Linked DNA regions of Homo sapiens: all the other regions are linked to region 4. Evidence: chromatin loops called from intact Hi-C (ENCODE). Cell type or tissue: IMR-90. All regions are shown on one strand.

The links. Peaks named below come from ENCODE experiments on the same cell type or tissue, not always from the same donor. Only the 100,000 strongest peaks of a DNase experiment are listed, where the experiment ranks them.
Region 1: a loop joins it to region 4, with 6 times the contacts of the local background. A loop is called at or near these places in 21 of 110 quality-filtered maps.
Region 2: a loop joins it to region 4, with 13 times the contacts of the local background. A loop is called at or near these places in 7 of 110 quality-filtered maps.
Region 3: it touches region 4 in a loop (11-fold over the local background); 7 of 110 quality-filtered maps call a loop at or near these places.
Region 5: a loop joins it to region 4, with 11 times the contacts of the local background. A loop is called at or near these places in 15 of 110 quality-filtered maps.
Region 6: it touches region 4 in a loop (5-fold over the local background); 10 of 110 quality-filtered maps call a loop at or near these places.
Region 7: it touches region 4 in a loop (23-fold over the local background); 3 of 110 quality-filtered maps call a loop at or near these places.

What each region holds. Positions count from the first base shown.
Region 1 is chrX:10,721,130-10,725,129 of GRCh38, forward strand. It overlaps a transcript of MID1 not described here. Among named protein-coding and RNA genes, the nearest start is that of MID1, 100 kb to the left of the region's middle. RefSeq lists a silencer at 1,700-1,994. In IMR-90, a CTCF peak has its summit at 1,844 (motif pointing left); a DNase peak (open chromatin) is centred at 1,822.
Region 2 is chrX:10,754,244-10,758,243 of GRCh38, forward strand. It overlaps a transcript of MID1 not described here. Among named protein-coding and RNA genes, the nearest start is that of MID1, 140 kb to the left of the region's middle. In IMR-90, no CTCF peak of the experiment used is centred here; DNase peaks (open chromatin) are centred at 1,408 and 2,328; H3K4me3 peaks cover 296 bases; H3K27ac peaks cover 1,171 bases.
Region 3 is chrX:10,767,419-10,771,418 of GRCh38, forward strand. It overlaps a transcript of MID1 not described here. Among named protein-coding and RNA genes, the nearest start is that of MID1, 150 kb to the left of the region's middle. RefSeq lists a silencer at 1,915-1,964. In IMR-90, a CTCF peak has its summit at 1,948 (motif pointing left); a DNase peak (open chromatin) is centred at 2,673; H3K4me3 peaks cover 363 bases; H3K27ac peaks cover 718 bases.
Region 4 is chrX:11,098,500-11,102,499 of GRCh38, forward strand. The region is part of intron 2 of HCCS-DT (HCCS divergent transcript); the gene reads right to left. Among named protein-coding and RNA genes, the nearest start is that of HCCS-DT, 11 kb to the right of the region's middle. In IMR-90, a CTCF peak has its summit at 2,456 (motif pointing left); a DNase peak (open chromatin) is centred at 2,382; H3K27ac peaks cover 657 bases.
Region 5 is chrX:10,634,755-10,638,754 of GRCh38, forward strand. It overlaps a transcript of MID1 not described here. Among named protein-coding and RNA genes, the nearest start is that of MID1, 16 kb to the left of the region's middle. RefSeq lists an enhancer at 1-613. In IMR-90, a CTCF peak has its summit at 1,797 (motif pointing left); DNase peaks (open chromatin) are centred at 37 and 1,777; H3K4me3 peaks cover 193 bases; H3K27ac peaks cover 288 bases.
Region 6 is chrX:10,613,692-10,617,691 of GRCh38, forward strand. The region is part of intron 1 of MID1 (midline 1); the gene reads right to left. Among named protein-coding and RNA genes, the nearest start is that of MID1, 4.9 kb to the right of the region's middle. In IMR-90, a CTCF peak has its summit at 2,436 (motif pointing left); no DNase peak of the experiment used is centred here; H3K27ac peaks cover 340 bases.
Region 7 is chrX:10,852,877-10,856,876 of GRCh38, forward strand. All of the region lies in intron 5 of HCCS-DT (HCCS divergent transcript), which reads right to left. Among named protein-coding and RNA genes, the nearest start is that of MID1, 230 kb to the left of the region's middle. In IMR-90, no CTCF peak of the experiment used is centred here; no DNase peak of the experiment used is centred here.

The DNA of each region.
Region 1 (4,000 bases), 380 kb before region 4:
ATGGCACATGTATACATATGTAACAAACCTGCCCGTGGTGCATATGTACCCTAAAACTTAAAGTATAATAAAAAAAAGAAAAATAAATAAAGAAAAATGAAGTTGGGTGTTAAGGGGTTTTCTTGTGTTAAACAGAATATTTTCCATACATATGTGTGTATGTGAATAGATATATTTCTCTGTATGTAATCAGAACTAGAGGTCAACTTTCTCTAGTGTGAATTAAAGAGTAATTAATACAATACTGTATCCTTTGGGTCCTTTGGATTCCAAAGGACCAAAGAAGCTGAGGAATAACAGATTTAAGAGGTTTGGATGTTGCAAACTCAGATAAATTCATATAAAGTGTAATTTTGTGGGTTTCTCACTTATCAGATCTAAAGACACAGCATTCTTTGCTAATGTTTCAGTAACATTCAACTATCAATAAGTATTTTCTATGGTCATTCTGTGCCGAAAACACAGAATCAAATTTCTCCCACCTACAGTACAATCTGGAATGTGAGGATTGTGGGGGCAAAAAACTTCCTTAACAAATGATGCTAGCAAAAACCAATAATTGTTTTCTCGGGCAAAAGGGATTTAAATCTAAAAAAAAAAAAAAAACTTTCTGAAAATTAAAGCTAAATCATTAGTTTTGCACTCAATAAAGAATACAGCCAAGCATGGTGGCTTGTGCCTATAATCCCAGATATTTGAGAGGCTGAGGTGGGAAGATCGCTTGAGGCCAGGAGTTTAAGACCAGGCTGGGCAACATAGCAAGATTACTGTCACTACAAAAAGAGAAGAAAAGAAAGAAGAAGACGACCTTCTTCTGCAGGGTACAGGCTTGCTTTTTGGGAGATTATGTGTAGAAATATTTCCAAACTGCCACCAACATAGTTCTTTGGCCATCTCCTTATATCTCTGAATGAATGTGTGATTAGAAAAAGCATTTTTATGTTATCCTATGCTAAGTATAATTTTAAAAGCAAGCATATGGCTGCAAAAAAAAAAATCACTTAATAGATGATGCTACTTATCCAGAGGTTGGGAGACAGGAGACATAAATTTCTCTAAAGCTTCTTCTAGTTCTAACATTTTCTTTTTCTGTGTAAAACAATCTCCCCCACTACCTTATTCTACTGGTGTGCATGTTGATATTATAAAGACACGGCAAATTATTGAAATTTGAGTCTCAAAAATGCATCTAAGGATATGAGATGTGCCTGGATATTTAGCAATGCTGGCTACTTACTTGTTATAAATCATCTAGAGATATTACAACTTTAAATAGTCCCCAAGGGCAAAAATGGCCATTCCAGTGGGGGAAAGCAAAAATCTAAGACAAATAGGAATTAGTCAATCGTTTCTCCCCAACCAAACCAGTGATGAAAGCTACAAAAAATACCTTCCCTGGTTGAGAAACATCCCGTCATTTAAATTGCTGGGTTAATGAATATCGGCCTTCAAGAGGAAAATTGAAATGTATTTTATCACAGACTAGTTTATGGATGTGTGTGTTTATGATATCAGCAGAAATTTCTGAGATGACTGAAGAACTAGCTCAGGAAATGGCCAAGAACAAAGGGAGACGAGGCCATCAGAAACCCAAGCCAAATCATGTCCTGAAATTTAAGTTTCCGGGCAGAATCCTCTCTTGCAATTGCTGACATTGGGAGCCCCGGTCGGAACTGCAGAAGCTGCTGCCTCTAGAAAGTTTAAGTATCTTTTTCTTGCTAGGTTTGTTATTATTACTATTTTTTCTTATCAGAGAGGTTGTGTCTCATGGTTGAGAATTTAAAGAACCTCTTTGCTGAAGTTATGGGTACGTCCAGTACCGATGGAGGTATAATGGTGCCCTCTGCTGGGAAGAGTCAGTAATGCTACCCAGTGAGTTTTCTACTGGGCCTGAAGTAATTTTAGGTGCTGGTGGAGGGATGTCAAGGGTGTTTCTGGAACAAAAAGTTCCGAGAAGTACTCTGCAAAAAAGTAGTTACAAAACCCCAAACCACATGAAATTAGCTTGATTCTGAGTTGACAGTGGAATCTGAAACCAGCTGTATTTCATCCTAAAATGTTAGCGCTATAAACCCTTCATCAAACCTGGAGACAATTATTTTCTCACTATCTGGACAAGACCACATTTCCAGCGGCTGAATTTTTCCAGGGCCGACTTTGCCTTCCCATTTTCCTTTTGTAGAGCTCCCCTCTTGCAGACTTGCATAAACAAGCCTCACTCAAGAATGAAAGATGCTATGAGGCTGAGCCCCCATATGACATTCTGTAATTTTGCTATTAAGAATCATAAAAGGAATTTGTCACAAAAAGTACACACCACACTGACATGCCTTGGCTCCTTAGAAATGCATAGTAAGGCCAAATATCGATTTTTAAAATGTCATTTCAGGAAGTTCAGGAAAACTGCACTATTTCACTAAAGGTGTAGTTTCTTATTTTTGAGACGGAGTCTCGCTCTGCCGCCCAGGCTGGAGTGCAGTGGCGCGATCTCCGCTCACTGCAAGCTCCGCCTCCCGGGTTCACGCCATTCTCCTGCCTCAGCCTCCGGAGTAGCTGGGACTACAGGCGCCCGCCACCGCGCCCGGCTAATTTTTTTGTATTTTTAGTAGAGACGTGGTTTCACCGTGGTCTCGATCTCCTGACCTCGTGATCCGCCTGCCTCGACCTCCCAAAGTGCTGGGATTACAGGCGTGAGCCACCGCGCCCAGCTAAAGATGTAGTTTCTTACTTCATTTACCAGTTCTGGATCCGCAGCCGAAATATTTAAACCATCTGTAACTTAAAGTAGCTAAAAAATAACTAAAGGGCAGTAAAAGGAGACTGTAGCCATGTATTGCATGCTAATTGCACTTCTAGTCAAAAGCATACTGTTGGCTGGACCATCTTCAGTGGCATCTTACTCTGTAAGATATTAGGGAAACATCTGTTTATTGTTATTCATTTATTTTGTTGAGACAGGGTCTCTCTCTGTTGCCCAGGCTGGAGTGCAGTGGTATTATCTCGGCTCACTGCAGCCTCAACCTACCGGGTTCAAGCATCAGCCACCTCAGCTTCCCGAGTAGCTGGGGCTATAGGCACGCACCACCACACCCGGTAATTTTTTGTATTTTGTAGAGACGGGATTTCACCTTGTTGCCCAGGCTGGTCTCAAACTCCTGGGCTCAAATGATCTATCTGCCTCAGCCTCCCAAAGTGTTGGAATTATGGGTGTGAGCCATTGGGCCTCAGCATGTTGTTTTTGAGTGTTGTCAGAGTAAGATGCTGGGTTTTCCAGGGAAGCCAGTGATGTCTATCTAAAGTATGATGTTCATCTTGAAGGAGCTTATAATCTAAGAAAGGAGAGAAGACATGTATGGGAATGATGAGAATTGATTATAGCATATGCAGCTGACTATAGTAATTCAATAAAAGAGACCTGGATTCTCTGTAGTTTAGAGGATGAGGGCAAGATCTTTCCCAACCGGAAAAAACTCTAAATGCCTCTTGGATGGGGTGTCACTTGAGCTGGGACTTTCAAGTAGATTTTTAAGTACTTATTTCTCTTTGGAAAAATAGAAAGATAAATAAAATAAATAGATGAGCTTTTCCTTTTTGCCATCTGGCCCACCTTGTGGTTTTACTGTTTTATCTTAGTTACCTTGGTTGATTTTGAGGTTTTAATCATAGGATTCCAATGCTCTTTTACTCAACATGGAGAAAACCATTTGTTTGGGGATTGATTTGTACAATGTATTCTGCAATACTTTAGATTCTAAAGAATGAGGGCGAATTTTTAAAAATTGGGGACAGGTTCAATTTGTGTGTCTCTCTGCAAACCTCGTTCAAGATGTCAGATGAAACCTGTGGGGGTATTAGCTTTCTAAAGGTGTTGTTCCATTATGCTCTAGCCTTATAGTTATTAGTTCAGAACAATGGGTCTGAACTCCAAAACTGTAGCACTGCACATTTCCCTGCAAAGAGGGACAATTATGTCATTGGAATACAGAAGAAAACAGCACTT
Region 2 (4,000 bases), 340 kb before region 4:
GGTGAGTTCTCTTATTTCCACTGAATTGTCTTATTAGAAAAGAATAGACAAGAGAGTTTTTTTTTGTTTTTTGTTTTTTGTTTTTTTTGTCATCTGTCAGCCTGCTGGTACATCAGCTGCCACCAGAGATAAAACGTACAGAATACCTTCAGACGTTGTGGGTTCAAATGTTAGCTTTTCTCACTGAAAAATGTACTCTGCTATATTTTATGGGAAAAAAATGCTGTTGTAAATAACCTTAACATAACTGTTGAAGCAATGAAGACAATTTTTCTATTTGAATTTTATCTCGTAAGACCCCCTGAAATGAAATTTTATCTTTTAAAATAAACACTTCCCAAACAGAGAGAGACTGAGATCAATTAAGCCTTCCCTCCTGCTTTATCTTGTTTTCATTTCCCGAGTGAGCGAGGTGCACTGTATGATGGTGATGCGATTAGCCGGGTGTGTGGGACCAGAGGGCCATTTTCTATGGCCCTGCAATCTCCATGATCAGTCTAGGGTCTAGGGAACATTTCCCTTGGAAAGTTCACATTACCTCAAGTGAAAAGTCTCGTTATTGAAAAACAGTAATTATTTAGTTGCAAAATATATTAAACATAATTCTTATTTTTATTGTTTTGCTAGGTAGCTAAATTCAAAGTTGTCACTAAACATATGAAAATGTTGGGTTTTATATTACCCTTAAAATATGTTTTCGTATAAGTTTGATTCTAAGATATGTGATTTTTACCAGGCTGTTGCTCATACCAACAGTCCAACTCCAGAGAACTTGCAGGAAAAGTTTGAAAAAGTAATCCTACAGTGACATTGATATAAGGGGATAAGCAAGAAAACGTTAGTGTAAATCCTATTTAGCTAGTTATAAGTTGGACTGTGGTTGAAGTTTGTTTGTAGATTGATGATTTAAACAGAGATGCTTTGGAAAAATAAGCAAAGTCCAAATTCAAATATGTCCCCTGTTAAGACATAGAGAAGTAAAAGTGATTCACGGAGAAGATTGCAGAAAACAAAAATCTACCTCCCTCTCTAGAACAGTAACAAAAGTAGAAAAACTGAAGAATATTGAAACATTTTCATTTTCCCGTATATAGATTTTTTTTTTGTTGTTGTTCAAGAGTTGCTGATGGGAGATAGTAACTAACCTGGCAATGAGAATGGAAAAATGAATTGTAAAAACCAAACAAATTAAATGTCAGATGATGCTTTCATGTAGCAAAGGGAGTTATCTGTCATTCCTCGAGAAGCATAAGAAAAAGAACAGATTTACCCCCTACTTCATGGCAAAGACATTTGGTAAAAGGCAGACTACAGCATGACTAAAACAGAATCTCACCACCCCCCAAGCCAGGGGTCGTTATCGACAGCATAAAAGCTCAGGTGGCAGCTGTGGAATTCCAAATGAACTAAGAAATGTGGAGCGAGCCAACCTAGTTCAGCGGGAAAGAATGTCAACAATTTCCCCATGGACTCCTGGGAGCCTGTTGTGAGCACATCTCTTTATAGCCTTCAGAGAAACAGAGGCATATGAAGAACAGCCCGGGGAACTGAGAAAGAGTTCCAGAAAGTTTAGAATGTCAGAGATGGCCCACTGAAGTAAAGAAATATGAGAACAAAATTGAGGTGGGGAAACTGGTGGAAAGGAGACAGTTTGCTTCTGTTTTCTGTTGCTAAATGCTTTCCTGTGCTTGCCCGCCCACATGCTCACAACTTATGAGGAAGCAAGAAAAGAAGCTGCACTTTGCAAAAAATATCTAATGAATAGAATTCTACTCTGTGATGTGAATCTATCACTAATTTTCTTGGTGACATGACACCACCTTAAGAAATGAAATGAACAAGATATCCAGGACATAATCACATTTCTCTGTATATGCACACATACAGCTTCATATGGACATGCAAAATTAAGAGCATATAGCATACGGCCACTTATGACAGGGCATTTCTATAGTCCATATAAATTAAGCTCCTTTGGAAGGAGAAAAAAATCCCATGCTACTTATTTATGCAAGTGTTTTCAAATAAGTTTCTCTATTTGATAAGTGTAATGTAATCATACACAAGCGAGCAATGAAATTAGAAATAAAGACATTGCATGTTAGGAGCAAAGTAGGCAATTTCATAAGGAGCTTTTAATTCTGAGAGCATTTCGAATGGAGTATTTGAATTGATTTTATCTAATTAATATGCTAAATTACAGTGAACAAAGAAAGACAAGTACAATCGTGTAGGGCATGTGGACTTGTAGCATTTCCAAGCAGGGAGGACCTTTGGGAGTCTCCAGTCCAACTCCCTCACTTCACAGACATTCCTACCATGTGAAGTCACACACACAAGCTCGGGTCAAGGCTACGTGTCCAGTCACTTATGTATGCATCAGAAGGGGGAGATAGACACACACTCAAACACACAGAGAAAGAACATGAAAAACAATGCAGCATACACTTGTGGCAATGTACTCTCCTGGAAGAAAACATACAGGTTTTGCAGAGAAGAGGGATTCATCAGATATAAAGTCAGGCCTTTATGTTGTGGGCTGAAAGCTCAGGTGGCATATATAGATTTCCAGATAAGCTAAAAATGACAAGTGTGCAGAATTCACTTGCAAAGGCTGCCAGCACTTTCCCGGGCATTGGACCCAAGTTGCATTGCCATGTTACCTCTCTGTTGTCCTAAGAAATTGAAGGTGCTCTCACCATGTTTGAAAACCTCCCAAATTAAAATCACCTCTATGACATGAATACCAGGAGCACCAGGTCTCAGTCTCCATAGCATTTTCATTGCTCCCTGCATGCACCCAGACATCTTAGCATGGTGGTCCTTGAACTTGGGCATCAGCCTCAGCTGGAGGGCTTGCCAAAACAGATTGTTGGGTTTGACCCCGTCAGAATTCCTGACTCAGTAAATCTGGGTGGGGCCTGAGAATCTGCATTTCTAACAAGTGTCCAGGTTGTGCTGCTGCTAGTGCAAGGATCACACTTGGATCCAACACACTGCACTAGCACAGCTTAGGTTTGCTGAAATTGGATTACCGAGTTGACAGATGAAAATGATTCTCTTTTATTGGACCACATAATGGATGTGTGCATCTGTCACCTGCAGATGAAAGTGGTGGCAAAATGTGAAATTTCTAGCATTGCCATCAGGAAAATATTGACAAGCATCATTAGGAAAATTTTCCAAAGCGGGGTTTAAATGATCTCCATGTGCAAGATCAATGGGATGGAACATCTTTTGAAAAGTTGTTTCATCAATGAAAACTAAAATGAATACTTGCTGCAATTGCTGAGGTTTATGCATGCAGTTCCAAGAAGTGTGGAGAATTTTTAAAAGTCATTTTTTTTGGATTAAATTAAGTATTTCTGAAACTATCTCATTAGAAAAGAACTTTTTCATTATTGAAACTTTACATCTGAACTCTTACTTTTTAAAGTATTACATAGTTTAAGCTGGATGTTCTTTTTCTTGGGTTTTACTTTTCAACAGGAAATGGAACTCTATCGAAATAAAGAAATAAATGTTCTGCTTACATGTGCTATTCTGAACAACGTAGTTATTTATAAAGGGGGGTTTCTATTTTTACTAACTCAATATGTACCAGAAAAAATTAATAATTTAAATACAGATTTGAAGACAACTCAAAATTTTATTAATCCTAATAATGGTTTTAAACCATATTAATGTACATCAATTGGTCTCATAAGTCACTTTATTTATTTATTTATTTATTTATTTTTGAGACAGGGTCTTACTCTGTCACCCAGGCTGGAGTGCAGTGGCATGATCTCCGCTTTGCAGCCTCCACTTCCCAGGCTCAAGTTATCCTTCCACCTCAGCCTCCCAAGCAGCTGGGACTACAGGCATATGCCAGCATGCCCTGCTTTTTTTTTTTTTTGTTTTGTATTTTTTGTAGAGATGGGGTTTTGCCATGTTGCCCAGGCTCGTCTGGAACTCCTGAGCTCAAGCAATCTGCCCGTCTCAGCCTCCCAAAGTACTG
Region 3 (4,000 bases), 330 kb before region 4:
CATGCCATTCTCCTGCCTCACCTCTCAAGTAGCTGGGACTAAAGGTGCCCGCCACCACGCCCAGCTAATTTTTTGTATTTTTAGTAGAGACGGGGTTTCACTATGTTAGCCAGGACGGTCTCAATCTCGTGACCTCGTGATCCACCCGCCTCGGCCTCCCAAAGTGCTGGGATTACAGGCATGAGCCACTGCGCCTGGCCTTGATTTCAATTTTAAATGTGAAATTGATTTTAGGCTTGTGATTGTAAGTTGAAAAATATAACAGGATTTTACTGTTTGGTAAATAATACTGGACTCTTTAAGTGACCTTTCAATTCTCTCAATAAGTATGAATATTTAAAACATTTAATAAGCTAGAAGACTTAAAAGTTTAAATGGCAAAATCTAAATATTTAAGAGTTTTAATGGTAATAAATTGAAATATTTAATGTTTAAATAGTAATGAAATTAAGTATACATATTTATTGAATAAATCAATGTATTTATTAGATTTATAAAAGTTGTTTACGTTTCTAGAAAGAATTTGCTTGTGTGGGTTGTACGTTTGCCCAGCTAGACAGATACTTGAATGGTTAAACAGAAAACTGAATATATTGACTTTATAAATGTACACTAACATGTATAAAGAATTTTTGCTAATTAAGTTTATAAATGAGAGCAATTGTTTGAATTTAAATTGTTCAGTTCAAATTTAACTCTAATCAAAACCCTCTGTGAAACGAGTTGTTTTTATTATATATAAAAGATACTGGTATTATTAATATAAGCAGAAAAATGAAACTTTTTTTTAAGTTGAACTTAAAAGCTTGAGGAAAATCTTGATTTTATAATCATAATAAATTAATGTAGATTTAAAGGCTATATAACTGTAAATAGCCCTTTCTAAATAAAAAAAAAGAACAAGAAAATAAGAATGCCAGTCTTAGACATTTAAAAAATTATGAATAACAGCTAAATTTGTCTTTTGGCAATCAAGAAATAATGTTCTCATTAAACAAAGGTGATGTGTCAGAAGGGCGTGTCACTTTCAATGTGCAGTAGGATGCTGAGGATATAGAATCAGTCCCTATCTTATCATCTTGTGTCACTGGTTCCAAAGTCACATGATTTCTGGAGCCAACTCTGCATGCCTCATTTACCTCTAGGACAAAGGACTTTATGGCTCTGGGCAGATAAAACAATGGGGGCTCAGTTACCATTCAACAGAATACAAGAATATTAGTTCTGAAAGGACCCTCACTCTCCTCCTCACTTTTAGAGAAAGAACACTTTCCCCAGTGGTGAAATGGCCAGGACTGGTCCTTGGGGGCAGTGTTAACTCTCCATCCAGGGCATAAACTTTGGAGGACATTTCCGGCAGGGTTATTTATATATTCTTCCCCTTCTGTTAGTTTCTTAGGGTATATTCCACCATATTTGCCAGTTTTTATATAACAACGGCTCCAAACCTCCATGAATTCCTTTTCTGTTTGAGCAAATGAGTAATGGGGTGCCACAAAACAAAGTATATGGAGACAACAAACTTCTGAGAACTGTCCAACAGTGATGTGTGAATGGGTGTGCACACATGTAGGAGGGGACATGAAAGTGTGGAATCTACTTTTTTTGTCTAATTTTCTATCGTTTACAAAAACTTGAAAATGATACCAAGACTATGCTACACAATATCATGACATGCAATTGTTAAAAGAGGCATATTACTTTACTTTTTTCTTTCCTGCTCTGCCTATTTAGAAAATGTATCCAAATAACCCATGATGGCACTTTATAACAGCCAGAATTGATAGTCAGATAGCTCTTAGGCTAGTAAGCTGAAAATAAGAGCTAAACCCTCTTTATCCTACCGCCTTAAAACAAAACAAAAAACAAAACAAAAAAACCCCAAACAAAAAAAAAAGCCCAGTAGGCTCTCTATGTGGCAGTAAACCATATAGTGCCATCTACTGGCTGTTTACTAATACGTGTTATTCAATCAGGGCCACCAAACAAAGGCATTAGATGGGAGACATGGGAGAAGCAAGCTCTGTCCTCACTCTTTCCTCTGTGCCTTGAGACTGTTGTATGCCCTCGGAAACACAGAGATGGCAAAGCTCCTTCTATGAGAAAGCATTTCCCATTTCCACTGGGACCCATTTTTTTCTTTCTTTTCTTCAAAGAAGCACACAAGAACTGAAAAATACCTTCAATTTGGCTTGGCCATCAACAAACACATTTCTAAGCAAACAAAGATTACGTTTAACTCCCTCATTTTCTTTTCCCACTCCTGTTCTTTTCAATAAAAAGATTAACTAAAGCTGGCCAACAAATCAAGGCAAATATCTGGAGACTTTGAATCCTGCACCGAGGCTTCATACCGCCTGGACAGAAGGAGGCAAGGATAATTGAGTGACGACTACTCTAGCATGAAGTATGCTGTTTGTTTCTACTTGTTGGTTTCATGTTTCAATTCATTGTGGCATCAGGGCAAACGGATTTTTGTGTAAGCTCTTAGCTGAGATGATACTGCTGAGCTTTTGACTGTCCTGCCATTTCCCTCCATGAATTGGCAGGAAAAATATTTATATTTTAATCAAATACAAATACACATGAAACAGTCTTTTTAGGAGTTTCTTTTCCTGTGTAATGAAGTGAAATGAGGGGAAACGCTGAACTGACTAATCAGATTCGCCACTCCAAAGAAGCTCAAATGTCATCTCTATGGCAACATGTCAGCCAGGGTCCGCCCTCATCTCTTCCCTCAGACTGCAAACTGCACGTTGCCACTGCTACATGAATTAATGTGGAGAACACACTAAAAACAGTGAGATTTGGCTTATGAAGAAGGATCTTAAGGTTGATCCCATTCATGTAACACTCTATCCTGTTTTTAATTTTCTTTCTTCAAATTGAATTAGTCTTTGAGGACCTGCTTCACACAATGGCTTCACTCACTGGCTCCTCACTCTGTGTTTCAGAGGGATGCCAAGTTGTTGAGTCCTTTGTTCTGGGAGGGGACTGAGGTCATTTGCACTTTGGACCCCAAATTGGGCAAATCTCAGAGAGGTGATGCAATGCAGAAGGTGAGTCCAGTGTATATACCAGGGAACTAATTTTACCATCTTAAGAAGGCATGCAAAAGTTTATCTATTCATTGGAAGATCACCTATTGAAAAATATGTTATAGTTTTCTGACTAAACTCATCACAGGCTAGTGTTTACGTAGGTAGTCCATTAGTTTTAAGACCCAGGAGAAATGTCCCTTTCATCAATCATGTGCCTCATATTCGTGTTCCTTATGAGGGAAATTAATCTGCACAGCTCCTCTAAATTCTTCATTTTATTATAATTAGCTATTTATTTTTATCTGTTCTTAAAATTGTGGAAAGTGGCTCAGAACTATCTTCCTTAAGATTCTTTTTATACTTGGCTGGGTGCGGTGGCTCACGCCTGTAAATCCCAGCACTTTGGGAGGCTGAGGCGGGTGGATCACGAGGTCAGGAGGTCGAGACCATCCTGGCTAACACGGTGAAACCCTGTCTCTACTAAAAATACAAAAAAATTAGCCGGGCGTGGTGGCGGGCGCCTGTAATCCCAGCTACTCGGGAGGCTGAGGCAGGAGAATGGCGTGAACCCGGGAGGCGGAGCTTGCAGTGAGCCGAGATCGAGCCACTGCACTCCAGCTGGGTGAGAGAGAGACTCTGTCTCAAGAAAAAAAAAAAAAAAAGATTCTTTTTATACTTGAAAGCCTTAGAGTAGGATTTCTACCTAGCTTTCAGGCAAGGAAGCCAATTGGACAAAAGCAAATGTTGCAAGAAGCCAAATTCACTGAGTCTACCTATTGTAGGTTTAATTGTTTTAAGTGGAATGTTGTATTTTAGTGACTAATATATAGTTTCTCAAAATAAGGTAAATTAAGAGTAGGCAGAAGAATCCTAAAAATGCTAAAAGTCTGGCAAAAGAGAAGTATAAACTTCTCATATGGAAAACTATTTTTGCATCCCCTCAAATTGGTATTTATATG
Region 4 (4,000 bases):
TAGGTAAGTCATCCCATCTGCACAATGGCTTCCTACAATCCTCTCAGCCTCGAAGATCAAGAACAATTGTCATTCAGACCAGAATGTCCCATGGTTTCCATTCACACCTTATCAGCAGTTGACTATAGCTATTTTTGGCCCTCGGTTTCTTGAAATTTTATTTTGTTTTGGTTTATGTTTTATGTTGCGGCATGTGTTTTATATGACTAAGATTGACTTAGAAAGCAGATCATTTGCATTAGGGAGCCTTGCAAATAATATGTAGACCTTAAGAGGTTTCTAGGGATAATTTTGGGACTTTTAGCCCCAAATGCAATTGTTGGTACTTTTCATTATTAAACAGAATGTTTCCTTTTCATTTCAGCATTCAATATTGAACTCCTGGTGCTTTCCTTATTGTAGGAATAAAAGAAGCAAGTGAATACAACTCAGGTTCCTCTTTATGGACATTTGTCAATAGAAAACAGTTCCAAGATCCTCTTTGAATTAGTAGAGGCATTTCCCAAATTATTTACACAAGAATCCAGAGCTTTTTCATTAGGCCTATGTTAGAATCTAAGGAAGCAAAACAGCAATTGGGATTAATTTTACTATTGGCTAATGGATTACTTCCTGTTTCCAGCTTGTTGATCTTCCTGTCCATACAGACAAATGATTTGCCTGGAGATTCATGCTGCTTTTGTCTGTTCAGCATCATTTCCTCTGAGGAACATCCTCTCCCCCATTTCAGGTGGTCCCAGGTGGGCTGTCAATCACAACACACCAGACCTAGCCAATCATATTGCCTCACCTCCCCAGACACAGTAATTGATTCAGGGGAAAGAATGTGACCCAGTCAGAGCAAATTCCCCCAAATGTTAAAGAAGTTAGGAGAGAGGCCTTCAAACTAAGTGGCATCAGGCCAAGAGATAGAGGCAGAATGACTGGATCCAGCCCTTCCTGAGGCTTTACCCACCCCAGACTTCCTAAGAGTGTGATCCCAAAATTTCTTTTTCTGCTTAAGTTAACTCAAGCTGGACTTCTCACTCAAAATCCAAAATGTGCTCACTAATATAACATGCTTCCAGGTTTTCTGAGTGTCCCTCAGAAACATGTGTCAGCAACTTCCAGAGGACATAGGGCACTGAGCATTGGGATCCATGGGTCCTTATCTTAGCTGCAATCTTAGAGCCCTTAGGTCATCCCTATGCCAAGTTGGAGGGCTTTTGAAATGGAGAGCCTGTTACACAGGGGATGCAACATGATTTCATGGATATATTTATGTCTTATGCACAAAAGTGCATTCTAGACTTGCTTTTTAAGTTCCATATCTCTTTGTCCCCTTTGGCCCTTCCTGGAGTGGAAGCAGGACAAATTCTTGTGCTGATGACACTTTTTTTTTTGAGATGGAGTCTCGCTCTGTCACCCAGGCTGGAGTACAGAGGTGCTATCTCAGCTCACTGCAACCTCCACCTCCTGGGTTCAAGCGAGTCTCCTACCTCAGCCTCCCGAGTAGCTGGGATTACAGGTGCATGCCACCACGCCTGGCTAATTTTTTTTTTTTTTTTTTTAGTAGAGATGGGATTTCACCATTTTGCCCAGGCTGATCTTGAACTCCTGACCTCAGGTGATCTGCCCACCTCAGCCTCCCAAAGTGCTGGGATTGCGGGCATGAGCCACCACACCCGGCTGCTGATGACACTTTATTGGCAATCTTGGGAAGGGAAAAAAGACCAAGTAGAAGTAGCAACGGGACCCCTAACATTGATATTGCCTGATGACTGGGCTGGCCAAAGTCTGGTGCCAGGACCCCTATCCTACCAGTGGTTCCAGACACCACCGAGGGAATCTGGAAGGAGAAATAAAGCCCACAACACGCCACCAAGTGGCTGCAATATTACTCTTGCAGTGAAGATACTTTTTTTTTCCTCCTTTGTTTCCATAGGGTACTTTTCTAAACCTGTCCAAAGTCCCTCTCACTAGATTCCTTAACTGTCACTTAAAGTGTTATCTATGACTCAGAATTTCCTAACATAAATTCTATAACCTCCCTCCTTTCCTCAGGAAAGTTACCAACTGAGGCCTACTCACACCAAAACTCTGATCCTAGTGGCTGTGAGATGTCTGAATGCTGTTTAAACTGTGCACTTACATGTGTTTGCAGGTAGTGATAAATAAGAACTCTTCTTTGTTGTCGTGCTTATTCACAGTTTAACTTGGCTTCCTCTGCTTCAGACAGAAGGGAACTGAAGTAAATTCTTAAGACACACAAGGAAAGAAAGTTCTTTGCGCTGAAGGCGGTTCGCCAAGGTGCTAATTCCATCTTTGGTAGGTTTCTCCCAGGACTGTGTTCCTCATCCAGGAATTTCCCTGAGCTTGATGGGTCACACGTCCAAATTCCAGCTTTGAATAAATAAACCAACTAAAGTGCTCAGTTGCCTCAGGGATTAGCAGAGCAGTTCACGAACTTCCATCGCCCCCCAGTGGCAATTAGTTGGATCTTTTTGTTAGGGATTTTCTTATGCTTAAAATTTAGGTTATCGTTCTCCCCTCCAAAGTTGTTTTAAGTTTTTGTTTGTTTGTTTGTTTAATTCTCACACTGAAGATTATAAAGTCTTTGTGTGGAGGTATGTTGGTAATGTCAAATTAATGGCTTCTGGGTCACCAGGTCATAGACGGATAAGATGTAGTATCTGCTTTCATGGTTCTAAGTAAAAGACTGATTTTCAACCTGGTCTCTATTCTGAGGCTCCATCCTGAGAGAAGGTGAAAATAAGCAGCACTAAATCACTAAATCCAGAAAGGACTCTCAGTGGGTGGCATCAAGGTAACCTAGAGAGCCAGTTAGCCTTGGTTGCATATAGATGAGAACTCAGCCACCCACAGTGATAGTATCTACTCTGAAAACAAGATATAGGCTATGTGAGATTCCAAAAATAAAAAGCAGAAACTGTGTTGAGGGAGAAAGCTTATATACATATGAAGTAGCCAAGAAACACTTTTCTAGCATAATAAATTCATAAATTCATGCAACATACAGTCAATGATTTTTGATAGCTAGCATAAAGTACTTCACCTTGTTTTATAGAAAAAGAAGAAGTGGAATTTAGGAAAGTTTAGACTGAAGAGGCTTATCTTCAACTCAAAAAAGGGAAGGTTCTTGCCTCCCTGCCCACAGTGGAGTTAGTACTTAAGCTTATTTTTCAGATCATAGTAAATTCCTTTGGTTCACCACCTGCCATGCTCCACCCCCACACCCCTTTTAAATTTAAAACCAGGTTTGTAGTCCTTTAAATAATACTGACCCAGTTCTAAATTCCTACACACCAAACAGTCCTGCCAATGCTAAATCCTGAGTAGAAGTGTTTGTCCTTCAGCTTCCTTTACTCAGAATTTGTCTCCTTTCCAGCCAGAACATTCTCCTTCCCTGGCCACCCCTCTCCCCTTGGCTTTGGAAGGCAAACTTTACCTAATCTGTTTTGTTTAAGAATCCTAAATCTTAGTGGTTTAAGGGCCTCAGTATTAGTACACACAAGCACACATATATAAATTTAAGAACAAAGAATGTTTTATTATCAGCTCATTGTATTTTGTATAATATTTGTTTAATAAATTCACCCTTAAAGTATAAGCCTCTGTCAGTTAGGCCTGGCCTCCCCATCTCCTGGACCCCAAGGTCTTATTCACTTGAATCTCCCAGTCCATGGTCCATGGAATATCAAGTTTCCCTGAGTTATATGTTACTCCTCAGGGACTTAGGCTCCTATGGTCACTTCTGCCTCTGGACTCCTCTCTCTGCTTGTGCTGGCTCAGTTTACATTGACCTAGAGGGGAAACTCTGCCCCTTTATCATCTTCTATGAAAACCCATTCACTAAATTACTTGCTGATTTTGTAAAACACTCATAACAAAATAGAGATATATGGATACTTCTTAAACATGACAAAAAACTTTATGCCAATCTAAAAGTTCGCAAAATGCTTAATGGATAGACACTAGACACTTTTCCACAAAAATTAGG
Region 5 (4,000 bases), 460 kb before region 4:
CCCACCTAACTGCAATTGAATCAGTGGATGCTTCACTCGCCTGGAATTCGTCTGTTCTTGGTGTGTTTAATAATGAGTCATGCGATACATTTGCAAGGCAATGGGGCCACCTCCCAGGGCCTGGGGCCACGTTATGATTTTCTGCGCCTGAGTCCCCCGTCTTTGTTCAGACAGGTTGCTAATGCATCCCGCGAAGCTGACCTAATGCTACTTCAGTGGGTCTATTTTTCTTCTGTGGCTCAGCTCGAATGTGATATTCAGGAAGTCGACTGTCAGGCATGCAAATTGAGAGAAAAATATGCCACATTAAATCATGATGGTTTAATAAGGTATTACTCATGGGCAAATGGCTTCTGGTACTCTCCTTAGTAGGGGCAAGTTGAAAAGCATAACCTGCCCCAGAGAAGAGATCTAGCAATTTCATTGTCATTCCATCTTTGTCAAGGCATTTGGTGAAATATGCTCCAGTTGACATACTGTAGCTGCCAGTATTCTACCTGAAAATATAAACCCACATGTATCCTACTTTAGTCACCAATATTAAGAATCTTTACCATTATGATTACACTTGAGGTGAAATACCAAACATTTCAAATGCTTCTAATGATAGTTCCACTCTATGAATATGATACCACTTAGGAATGTTTCATGGTATCTCAAGAATTCCTTTTCAGAGCAAAAGGAAATCTTTACATTTCCATCTTTTACTGCAAATAGAAATTAATAAAATAAGTATTCATTTTCCTTGCAACTCAATTGATTTTTCTGTAATCTGTAGAAAATGAGCATGTTTTCTATATGCCTTCTATAAGAATGCATACATTTAAATTATACCTTTTCCAATCAGACATGGAATTTTACTAAGAAAAAAAAAGAATAAGTCTAGAATGAAAGAATTGTCATGCTGAAATTCTCCAGGTCATTTACACATTGATTACTTTGTCTGCTGCAAAACTATTAATTTAGTATTTGCCATGGCTTTAGAACTTAAGTTCTTTACATAGTAACTTACTTTCATAAATATGGAAGTATAATAATTAGGGTGGTGTATGTAACAATAACATAAAAACACTTATTTTTGACAGGCTGGTCATTGTCTGTCACAGTCATGTCTTCACTCGTGAAGATTGAAAGCAATGTCACATGAAGAAACTGGTTTCATTCTTCAGTTAACAATTTAAATCAGTGCTTAGTTGTCCCAGACTACAAAATATGTTAGAGGCAACAAAACCATTTTTAATCCTTCTTACCTAACTATAGATATTCCATTTAATTTTGGATTTGCTTTGTTAGATAGAGAGAAAGGAGAAAGGCAAAGATTTAAAAACATAAAACAGAGGGAACAGCATGAAAGCAACTATAAAATGCTGGCAAAATCTGGAAGAATAGAAACCATGTGGAAGTAAGTATTGTGGAATAAAGATTTAAAACCCTTCAGAAATGTTCTTTGAAAATCCAGCAACACAGAGGGGAAAAATGAAGAAAAATTAGCCAGTGCCAGTAAGAAAGCACTTTCTCTTTCCACCCTGACCAATTTTCTTTTATTTAAAAGAAACAGAACAAGATTAAGAGTTTAAAAATAGAGAGGAGGGCAAAACAGTAATCTGTAGTTTTTTTCTTCTTTCAGCTGTTCCTCTTTAACTATAATTAATCATCTTCTCCAAACAGCAGACCTCCAGGGAACTGCATTGAGGAAGGAAAATTCAAAGCAATGGAAACAAAATCAGTCCTTACAGGTTTCACCGTTGGGATTTGGACCCGGAGTGAAAAGAGGATAATGGTCTCAGAGCAGCCTCTGGTGGCTGAATGTCAAAAGCTCAAGAAGTCAGAGGCCACCTTACTAGTGTTCTCTTGACCTCCACTCTCCACGGTCTTAAGATTTTGTGCAAAGGAAGTTACTATTTAAATGACTTCAAGGCACTAGTTCAGAATTGATTAGGTTGGAATTGAAGTGAATTCATCAGTTTCAAGGGCAATCACAGATGGACTATGGATTTGATGCTGACAAACTGGGCCATTCCAACAATGGGGATATATATATATATATATATATATATATATATACACCACTGGTGACTGACACCTGAAATTCTAATTTTTAAGCAATCTGAATATTTTGATTCTTAAAACGCTGTGTGTGTGTGTGTGTGTGTGTGTGCATGTGTGCACAGAGATCTGTCCATCAGAAGCATTTGGGGTGCATTTTCTTGTCACAGCTTTCCCAGCTGTACAACATCTGTTTAGGACAGAGGCCTATACATTCCATCTGGTATGTTCCCCATTGAACCATCTCATCTGGGAAGTTTCCAAGGGGCCCTTTTCAAAATCTTGAGTCTTATAATCTAACTTGTATCAAATATCATGTCCAAAAGAGTGCTGCAATCTTCAGCTCCCTTTCTATGAGCATATCACATTTACACATCAGGTTAGAATGTTTTGTTCAAAAACAGATATTCTGTGTTCACCAAAAAAAACTTGAAGGTTTCAAACACAGTGAGGGTAAGTTTGTGAATACTCAAACACATATTTTAAATTGGTTTCAATAGGAGTCTGCTTTATGTATTTTTTTTTTTAGTAATTAACCAGCAGTTCTCTGGGCCTGCCAGAGGTGATGGAATTTTGTTAGGACCACATGGACCCTACAAAAGATCTATGGTATCAGGAGTTCAAGACCAGCCTGACCAACATGGTGAAACTCCATCTCTACTAAAAATACAAAAATTAGCCAGGCATGGTGGTGCACGCCTGTAATCCCAGCTACTCAGGAAGCTGAGGCAGGACAATCGCTTGAACCCAGGAGGCAGAGGTTGGAGTGAGCCGAGATTGCACCACTGTACTCCAGCCTGGGTGACAGAGCAAGACTCCATCTAAAAAAAAAAAAAAGAAAGAAAGAAAGACCTATGATAACTTGTGTGTACAATGTTGAATTTATAGAGCCCACTTCTTATTCACAAGGAAGTATCCTGGTTCAATCAAATATCAACATTAGAATTATCTGGGCTCCTAATTAATGCCTGAAAAAGAGACAGCAGCTATTTGGAAGTACAAGGAATTAATAGTAATGTACAGATGAACTTCTTAGTCTGGACAAATGTGCCACCATTAGGTAAGATGTTCATAACAGGGGAGGCTGGGGGAAAGGCATGCAGGAACTCTCTGTACTACCTTTGCAACTTTCTGTAAATCTTAAAATGTTCCAAAATCAAGAGTTTCTTTTTTAAAAAAAGTACAGAGAGTAATGTCGGCAAATACACTCGGGAAGTGGGAAAAGATGGACAAAGTTCTCTGGCAGAAGAAAAGTTTAATAACAGTAGGATATTGGCCTTGTCATCCAAGATGGCTGAATAGGAACAGCTCCAGTCTGCAGCTCCCAGCATATTCCAACTGAGGTACCAGGTTCATCTCATTGGGGCTTGTCAGACAGTGGGTGCAGCCCACAGAGCAGGGCAGGGCGTTGCCTCACCTGGGAAGCACAAGGGGTTGGGGAATTCCCTTTCCTAGAAAAGGGAAGCCGTGACAGACAGCAACTGGAAAATCGGGACACTCCCACCCTAATACTGTGCTTTTCCAATGGCCTTAGCAAACGGCACACCAGGAGATTATATCCTGCGCATGGCTCGGAGGGTCCCACACCCACAGAGCCTGGCTCACTGCTAGCACAGCAATCTGAGATCGAACTGCAAGGTGGCAGCGAGGTGGAGGGAGGGGCGTCCGCCATTGCTGAGGCTTGAGAAGGTGAACAAAGCTGCCAGGAAGCTCAAACTGGGTGGAGCCCACTGCAGCTCAAGGAGGCCTGCCTGCCTCTGTAGACTCCACCTCTGGGGTCAGGGCATAGCTGAACAAAAGGCAGCAGAAACTTCTGCAGACTTAAATGTCCCTGTCTGACAGCTTTGAAGAGAGTAGTGCTTCTCCCAGCATGGAGTTTGAGATCTGAGAACAGACAGACTGCCTCCTCAAGTGGGTCCCTGACCCCCAAGTAGCCTAACTGGGAGACACATCC
Region 6 (4,000 bases), 480 kb before region 4:
AAGGAATATATATATATATATATATATATATATATATATATAGAGAGAGAGAGAGAGAGAGAGAGAGAGAGAGAGAGACAGACAGACAGACAGACAGACAGAGAGAGACTATGTGTATATAAATGGACTATATATATATAAAACCATATACATATAGTTCAGTAATCATAACCTATGCTAATTTTCTCTACTACTGATCTATTTAGTCCTTGCTGTTTCCCGGACCTTTCTAATGCCCTTTCTTCTTCATATCCCTTCGGATTTTAAGGAGCATTTTCCATTCTCTTTTTTACTAAAATTCACCCAGCATGTGCCTGTAGAACACTTAATGATTCTTATTGTGTGCCAGACACTGGGCTTGGGTCTGGGGATTCAAAGGTAATTAATATGTGACTCTTGCTCTGGAGTAACTCAGTTCCAAGATAAGCAGACAAACGAGTAGAAATATATACACCAACTCAAATACTCGTGTGGATAAGAGGATGCTACAGCTATTTTCTTTCCATTTATTCTAATCCAAGTAGACAGTGCTCAGCATACAAAGAGCATACTTACAAACAACCCAAACCCACAAACGCCATAATTCCCTCTCAACTGGGGGCCTGTGGCTCCCTGGCTGTTACTCACAAAGACCCTAGTGGGTCCAGAAGTTCAGGCAGGTTGCTGAGAAAGAACAAATGAAGAGGTCTGACCCACGGGCAGACACACCAGCAAGTTCTGTCTGCCAAAGGCATGGCCCTGCCCCCAAATATTGTCCCTGAAAGGAAAATCATGTGTTTTGTAGCTCCAGGCTCCACTGCTTGAAATTTCCCCAATTAAAGATTCATCCTAAGGGTTAAAGGGATAAGAGTCATGAGCTTTGGCTCACCCATATTACTTCTTTCCTGCCATGTGGTAGAGACCATTGACTAAAGGAAACAGGAGAGTGGTTTGGAGGTGGGGAAGGGAAGGGTGGGAAGATGAACAATTATGAATTCACTATATATTAGGACAGGCCTGGGGGAGATGCCCCAGTGAGACCAGAAGACATCAGAAGGATGGAGAAAGAAAGGTGAAAACTAGTACGAACTTCCTATTTCAAATATTGCCATGACTGGCCTATTACCAAAAGTATGCCAATTCTTTCTCCTTCTGTTTCCATCCTGTATAACACAGTGGCATGTCCTCAAAACACAGAACTTGATCTCACATTAATCAGATTGATTATTTTTCGCTGGAAAATGCTCTGGGTTTCAAACAACAAACTCCTAAAACATAAAGTATTCCTAGATTGGGGACTACCTATGAGTTACTTTTCTCTATTGAGAAAAATAAATTACTATTTAATAATTATGAGAAATCTGCTTTATGTAAGAAGTCATAAATTTCTACAAATGGACATGTGGGCTAAAAATCAACTAAATTTCACAATTACAAATCACTTCTCAAGTCTCCTAAGTTCAGTAAGGTTTTGGATACCATCAGTTTTTCAAGTGGATCCCTACCCATACAAATATAGATATTAATGAGCATCCATTTTGACCATGGAAAAACCTACATTATGCTACTGGTACAATAAATTGTACACCAGATCAAAAGTTCTTTGAGGGCAGGGGCCTTACCAAAGTCATATTTGGAACCCAGAAAGTGCCCTGGCACATTAATAATCACGTATAATGTGGCAGAATATATTAATTCTGTGAGTGCTCAGTAAATGTCATTGAATGATATAAGAAAGGAAGGACAGCCTTTATATTATATTCATCATAAACACTGGACTGAATATAAGACCTTCAACATCCACTTGTACTACAAATGATCAGCACCTCTTCCATGTTTACTCAGAACCTCTCTTTCATAGCGCAAAGCAGGTAAGTTATTTTCTTTGGTCTGGTTTGTTTTTTCAGGAAAGTCCCCTCTTGGCATTTTGTTCTGCGCCTCAATTTTCTGTGCTCCTACTATCACCTGACCTCCTGGAGGCCATTAACCATCCTGATCTTGTGTCAATGGAATATTTTCCTCCAGAGGGGGAAAAATATTTCGGATCCAGATGGCTCCCTAATATTGTGTCCTTTTTAGTTTAAAGAAATTTTTATAACATGCCAGCTCATAAAACTGGGCAAACAAATTTCTAGAACAAAACCGCTGAGCTCACTTTTGTGTGAAATCAAAGGAATTGATAATGAGCCAGAATCTTCCCGATAAACTGCCTTACATGTAAACGGAGATTAGATTGCTGTTTGACCTGGCTTTATCGCCCTTTCTTTAATCACAGCGTATTTGATATTCTCTTCCTTGAATGAACTCATTTTCATAGTAGCTTTGGTCACAAGATTAAAGAATCGCTAACTAATTGTTCCAAATAAGCAGAGCAATTCTCTCTGACTCTGCCTCGGGCTCCCTGCAGTGAAGTCCGCTGCCTGATCTTCCGACCACGGGAACTTCAAGCCTGACCCCTGCAGGTAGATAACTGAAATGCACACCTCTAATCAGATCCTGGTCTTTCAAAGTCCCATCAAGTTCTGAAAATAAAAACGTTCATACTTAGTACAATAGGGATATTGATGATATTTATATGATATATTGTACTTCCTTTTCATTGTATAAATTGCTTTTGGAAAGTAGCAACCACTTGTTTAAAAATAATTAAATTACGTCTGCAAGATACTCTGGTGCGCTTAGCCATTACTTCTTTTTGCCTATTGAGAAAAATCCAAATGATTTGATTGAACTGGGATCCTCAAATCATGTGGGTTAAAAATGTCCTGATTTGCCCCTACCTTTTTCTAATCAAACAAATTACTCTTTGTCCAGTAACTAAATCCCCTCCTTTCACCAACGCACAGCCCAGGTTGCCATAGCTACCTTGGATGTCTATTTACCACACAAACGATCAAAGCCAGGAGACATCCACATATGCACTTAGCCTTAAAACTTGCTGGAATGTCTGTGGATAACATGCAACTACCAATTAACGGATTTGCTTGTAGCCTATGCGGTCTACAGCCAAGCGAACTAAAAACATGACTCAAAAAAATTATTTCAAAATGACCAACAAGGATCTTTAAACTGACAGCAAGTCTTATGATTATAACATTTGCTGAAAGAGAGATAGCAGAGAAGAAATTAAAATTTTAACATATGTTGAAGACACTGAGCTCTATAAACCATGTGCAAAAACTTAAAACATCTGTTGAAAGGGAACATTTCTCAGATGCATATTTAAAATTCCAGTTAGTTACTGTATCTTTCTATTAGATTTCATAAAAGCTGCCTGATCTCAATGTTGGGAGAAATGAGAACAGAACTGCCTTTTGAACTGTTAAGAGTCTGGACTTTCAAATGAAGGAAACCATACAACATACTTGGGACACAATATACTTGCCAGTTACAGAATGATAAGAAAAAGAATGTCGTAAGAGAGATTCTGTTTTAATCCCTAGAATGCCATTTGAGATCCTAAACCTGCACAGGTAGTCTTTCTGGGTGGGTGAGTATTCATCCCCAGACTTGCCCCTAACTTGCTGTGTCTCTTTATACTTAACCTTTCTCTGCCTTCGTCTCACCATTTGTTCAATGAGGATCAAATTGCCACCTCATTCTCTCCTGGGGATGTGGCAGAGAATAAATAGATCGTGTTTGTAAAGGACTTTCTAATCCTCAGAGGAAAGATTAATACGAAGACTTTCATTATTAAGCCAGATGTCCTTGGGCATTTTAATTCCAATCTAAAGAATGCAGAACGGGCTAACCAAACAGATTCACGGCTTCCTTGAAACAGCAGCATCCTGGCCTTGCAAGAATTTAGCAGCTACGTGACTTACTTTGTTTTAGTAGATCAGAAATACATCATGCACCTTCTTCCCTTAGAGTTTTTTTTCTAAAGTTATCAGGATGTTAAAAACACAAAATATGTCTAGTAGGCAATTTTGCCTAGAGAATCTGATTTTTCCCCCAGCTCAAGAATGAACTATTTGTTCTTCTTGTGTGTAGGGACAATGGGTGGCTTGCCATGTGGGGA
Region 7 (4,000 bases), 250 kb before region 4:
AGTCTGTATGACAGGCCAGGCCCACTATTCTGACTCAGACACTGATTCTAAGGGGATGGCCTGCCCTGAATTGCCACACTCCCACCAATCTAAATTGAAATAATGACCACCTGCTGACAACCTGTGCCCCACCCCACTAGACTAGAGAGTCTTTGTCCTGATGCCAGCCTGGTCCAAGCATAGTTTGGTTACGCTTTTTAGACATCCTGTAGTGGAACGCTGGCTTCCACTTGAGAGTTCAGGGACTACTCAGACATTGTCTTATTTCTACATTAATACACTAACCTGTGCCGTTAAGGTACCAGCCTGTCTTTTGCAAAACCCCAACACTTTCGTTTTTAAAAGGGAAAAAATGTCATTTAATATGTGTGAGGCCCTGTGCTCATCATACATCATGTTTTATGTACTTTTATTTAAATGTCTGGGGTAAGGTATCCGGATTATGTTGACATGCGCTGATGAGAAAAATGAATCTCAGAGTAGTAAGCTTCCACACAGCTAATATGTGGAGAGAACTGGAATTAGGAGGCAAGTCTAATTCCAAAGGCAATACTATTAAGTTGTGTGTGCGTGTGTGTATAATGAATAGATTTAAAAACATATAGAAATATACATGTGCATTGAACAGTATTTAAACCATGTATACATATGTATGTATAATGAATAGACTTTAAGCCATAAGTGCATGAGAGTTGAAGGGAATTTAAACCATATATATTTATGTGTGTGCTGTATGCATATAATAAATACTGTCAACAATGTTTATACATACTTGTGTATGTGCATTTAATAGAATGTAAACCATATATGTATGTAGATGTGTATGCATTGAATAGGATTTAAACTTTGTATTTGTGTGCATGTGTGTGTGTATAAGGAACAGTTTTCAAGGAGGATATATTGACTTGGCCAAGCACACAAAGCCAGTGACAGAGGTGGAAACCTATTCTGGCTTCACAAATCTATGAAAGTTGGCCTTCTCGAAGTTCTAGATGTTAACTTCTTTCAGGGTAGCTTCTTAATAATTTCAGTACATATTTGAAATGTTTTGCAAAGGGCTAGAAATATACACCTTCCACATCATGCAAATAGAAAAAGCCAACAGACTGTATAAGATGAGGTTGTGCTGTGGTTTATAAAACAATATTAATAATTATTTCTAGAATTCATTATAATGCTGTATTTGACATGTCTGCTTTTAAAAAAATACATGCCATCTCATACAACAAATTCAGAGTCTGTGGGATTTATGCAATATGTACAATAATATTTTAAAGTACAGTTCTTAAGGTTTTTTATATAGTTAAAAAATATCTTTAACTTGGCATGCATATATATATATATACATATATATATGAAGCTTTGGAATATCATCTTCTAAACCAGCTATAAAAAATTTGGTAAAAATAGGACTTAGGCAGAAAATTTTCTTAGCTGGTATTCAATTAATGTTAACTTATTTACTGAATGAACGAATGAACAAATGAATGAATTACTGATATAAGAATGCACATTATTAAACCTGTATGATAATTAAGGCTATGAAGCATATACCATGGATTTTCTCGAGTAAAACTAAAACAAGATAAATCACACAACACCATTTTCCACACATATGAGGTGATTGTTAATTTATACAATGTCACATCAGTTAACTGATGATAAAAATCTTGGCAGTTTGGTTGATATTATGAATTAAATTCTGTATGGGTCATGGTTGCATATTTCCCAGTTTAGGGGGTACAATAATGAGGTCTTGACTTGACTTTTAATTTTCTAAACAACACTTTGGTTACATTTCTAGAATTTCGTTATACTGATGTCATATCACAAGCCCCTCATGCTCTTGGCTATGTAACAGGATTTCTCAACCTTGGCATTATTGACATTTGGAGCGGGATCATTCCTTGCTGAGCAGCATCCCTGACCTCTATCCACTAGATGCCAGTAGTCTCTGCCTTAATTGTGACAACTAAAAACGTCTCCATTCATTGCCACGTGTCCCCTGGGGGGCCCAATCGCCCCTAGTGTAGAACCACTAGTGTAGATAATGCAGGAGCACATTTGAGAGATCAGGGCCTTCAGCAAGGAGCTGTAACCCACGATCTGGACTCCGTTGCAGCTTTCAACTTTTATCTCGGTGAGATTCAGGATGTTGACTTTCCTTTTGATTCTTAGTTGGCTCTTGGCCTCTTCTTTAGAAGGTATCCTGAAACTAACCAACGACTTCGTCCAATTTCTCCATCCAGTTTAAATTCTGGCCACGTGGCTAGAACTGTTTTCCTCCATCAGAATAACTAAAGTTTAAAGTTCAATGCTCCCTAAACTCTCTTGGGATCTAGCAGAGTTACTTCAAAAAGAATGTGCTCTTATATAGGCTACTTTTAAAATTATTTAGACAGGAACAGATATTAAACTTCATGCATTTCACTTTGCTGACATCTGACAGCTATTAAAAAATAATCTGACGAGCATACATGTTTACATGTGTCTTCTTTCTCAACAGAATTTCTCAAGTAAACAATCTCTTTTATCTATACTTAGATGAAGTTTTAATAATATTTCATTAAGATCTCCATAAAATTTGCAGCAATATTTACGTTTTATTTTCATTACTATAGGAATCAATCATTTTTCCTCAGGAAAAATTAGGCTTCCACAAACACCCTACTGTTTAAGAAAAGCAGTTAATTACAAACACTAAAGATTAGTGTTTCAGCCTAGAGTTAAAATGAAGAACCTCTCTTATCCTTTGAAACAAATAGAGTCTACTCCTGAATTTGCTACCAAAAATATATTTTCACTGATGCTCCCTGTTAGTTAAATCATGTCTGAAATTCCATAAAGTAAATGCATTATGCTGTAAATGGGTAGTCATTATTTAAACAAAGGAATATAAGTAATTATGCCTCTACACAAAAAGAAGAGTTCTCCAAGTCACTCTCAAGTGCTTCCTCACCGTGATTCAAGTTTCTGTAAGTTCCTGTGTCCAAATTTTCAAATGTTGTTGTCGACAAAGTCCTCTCAACATAACATTCTATGCTTATCTACTCTTGGTAATTTCCTAATAGGTTTATTTGGAACCAAGATGTGTTATTTCAAGCTTCAAGGTCTTCAAACCCAGCATGAGAAATCTGGGTTGGCTCCCATCTGCCTCTTAATTCTTTTCTCTTAATAACAATCCAGTAATCCAATTTTAGCTTGCATTCAACTCAGTGCTCTATCAGGAGGTACGGAATTCAGTTTGCTCATTTGATTCCCAAGTGCCTTGGCTAAAAATATGTCTTGTTATTGTCAAAGAAAACAATGCAATTTGAAGACTTATAAGGAATTAAAAGGATAAGAAAGAAAATGAGGCTCTATTAAGTTTAATATGTCATCTCTCAGTTTTCTTTATTTAAAGGGCAACAGAATATGACTGTTTTCAATACAAAACATTGAAAGTAGAACTTAAAACAACTTTCATAAATAAGGAATTTTCTCAGGTGCTCCATGGATGACTCTGAAGGGTACAGGAATAGCATGTGACACGACTGAGAGGATGTGTTGATCAGCAGTTGACGCAAAAGCTTCCTTCTTGCCACCCCAACTTGCCTGTGTTATTAAGCCTCACAGCTAAACTATATTAGAGGGCTGGCAAATATTTGTTCCTCTCTATAAAAAATTCTTAGCTTAGATTGTTGGCTCACGATATTTTAACCAGAAGAAATATCTCGCTTTAAATCAAGTGTCCCAGGTCTCAATTTAAAATTGGTGATGTACTGAGAACATTTCCTAGGGACAGAACTCCACTACATCTGCCTACCAGGTGGCAGAAATGTAAGTACCCAGAGTAAATTTTATATTAGAAAGGCAGATAATTCTGACACAAGCAGACAGAGAGAAAAGCTGCCAAAATAGAGCAGGGAAGAAACAATACCCTAAGAGTGCTCCCCTTTTTACTGTTCCCTAGACGTGTCTCGCCCCCGTCCCAAATTCTTAAAAGTCACCCTACAATTCA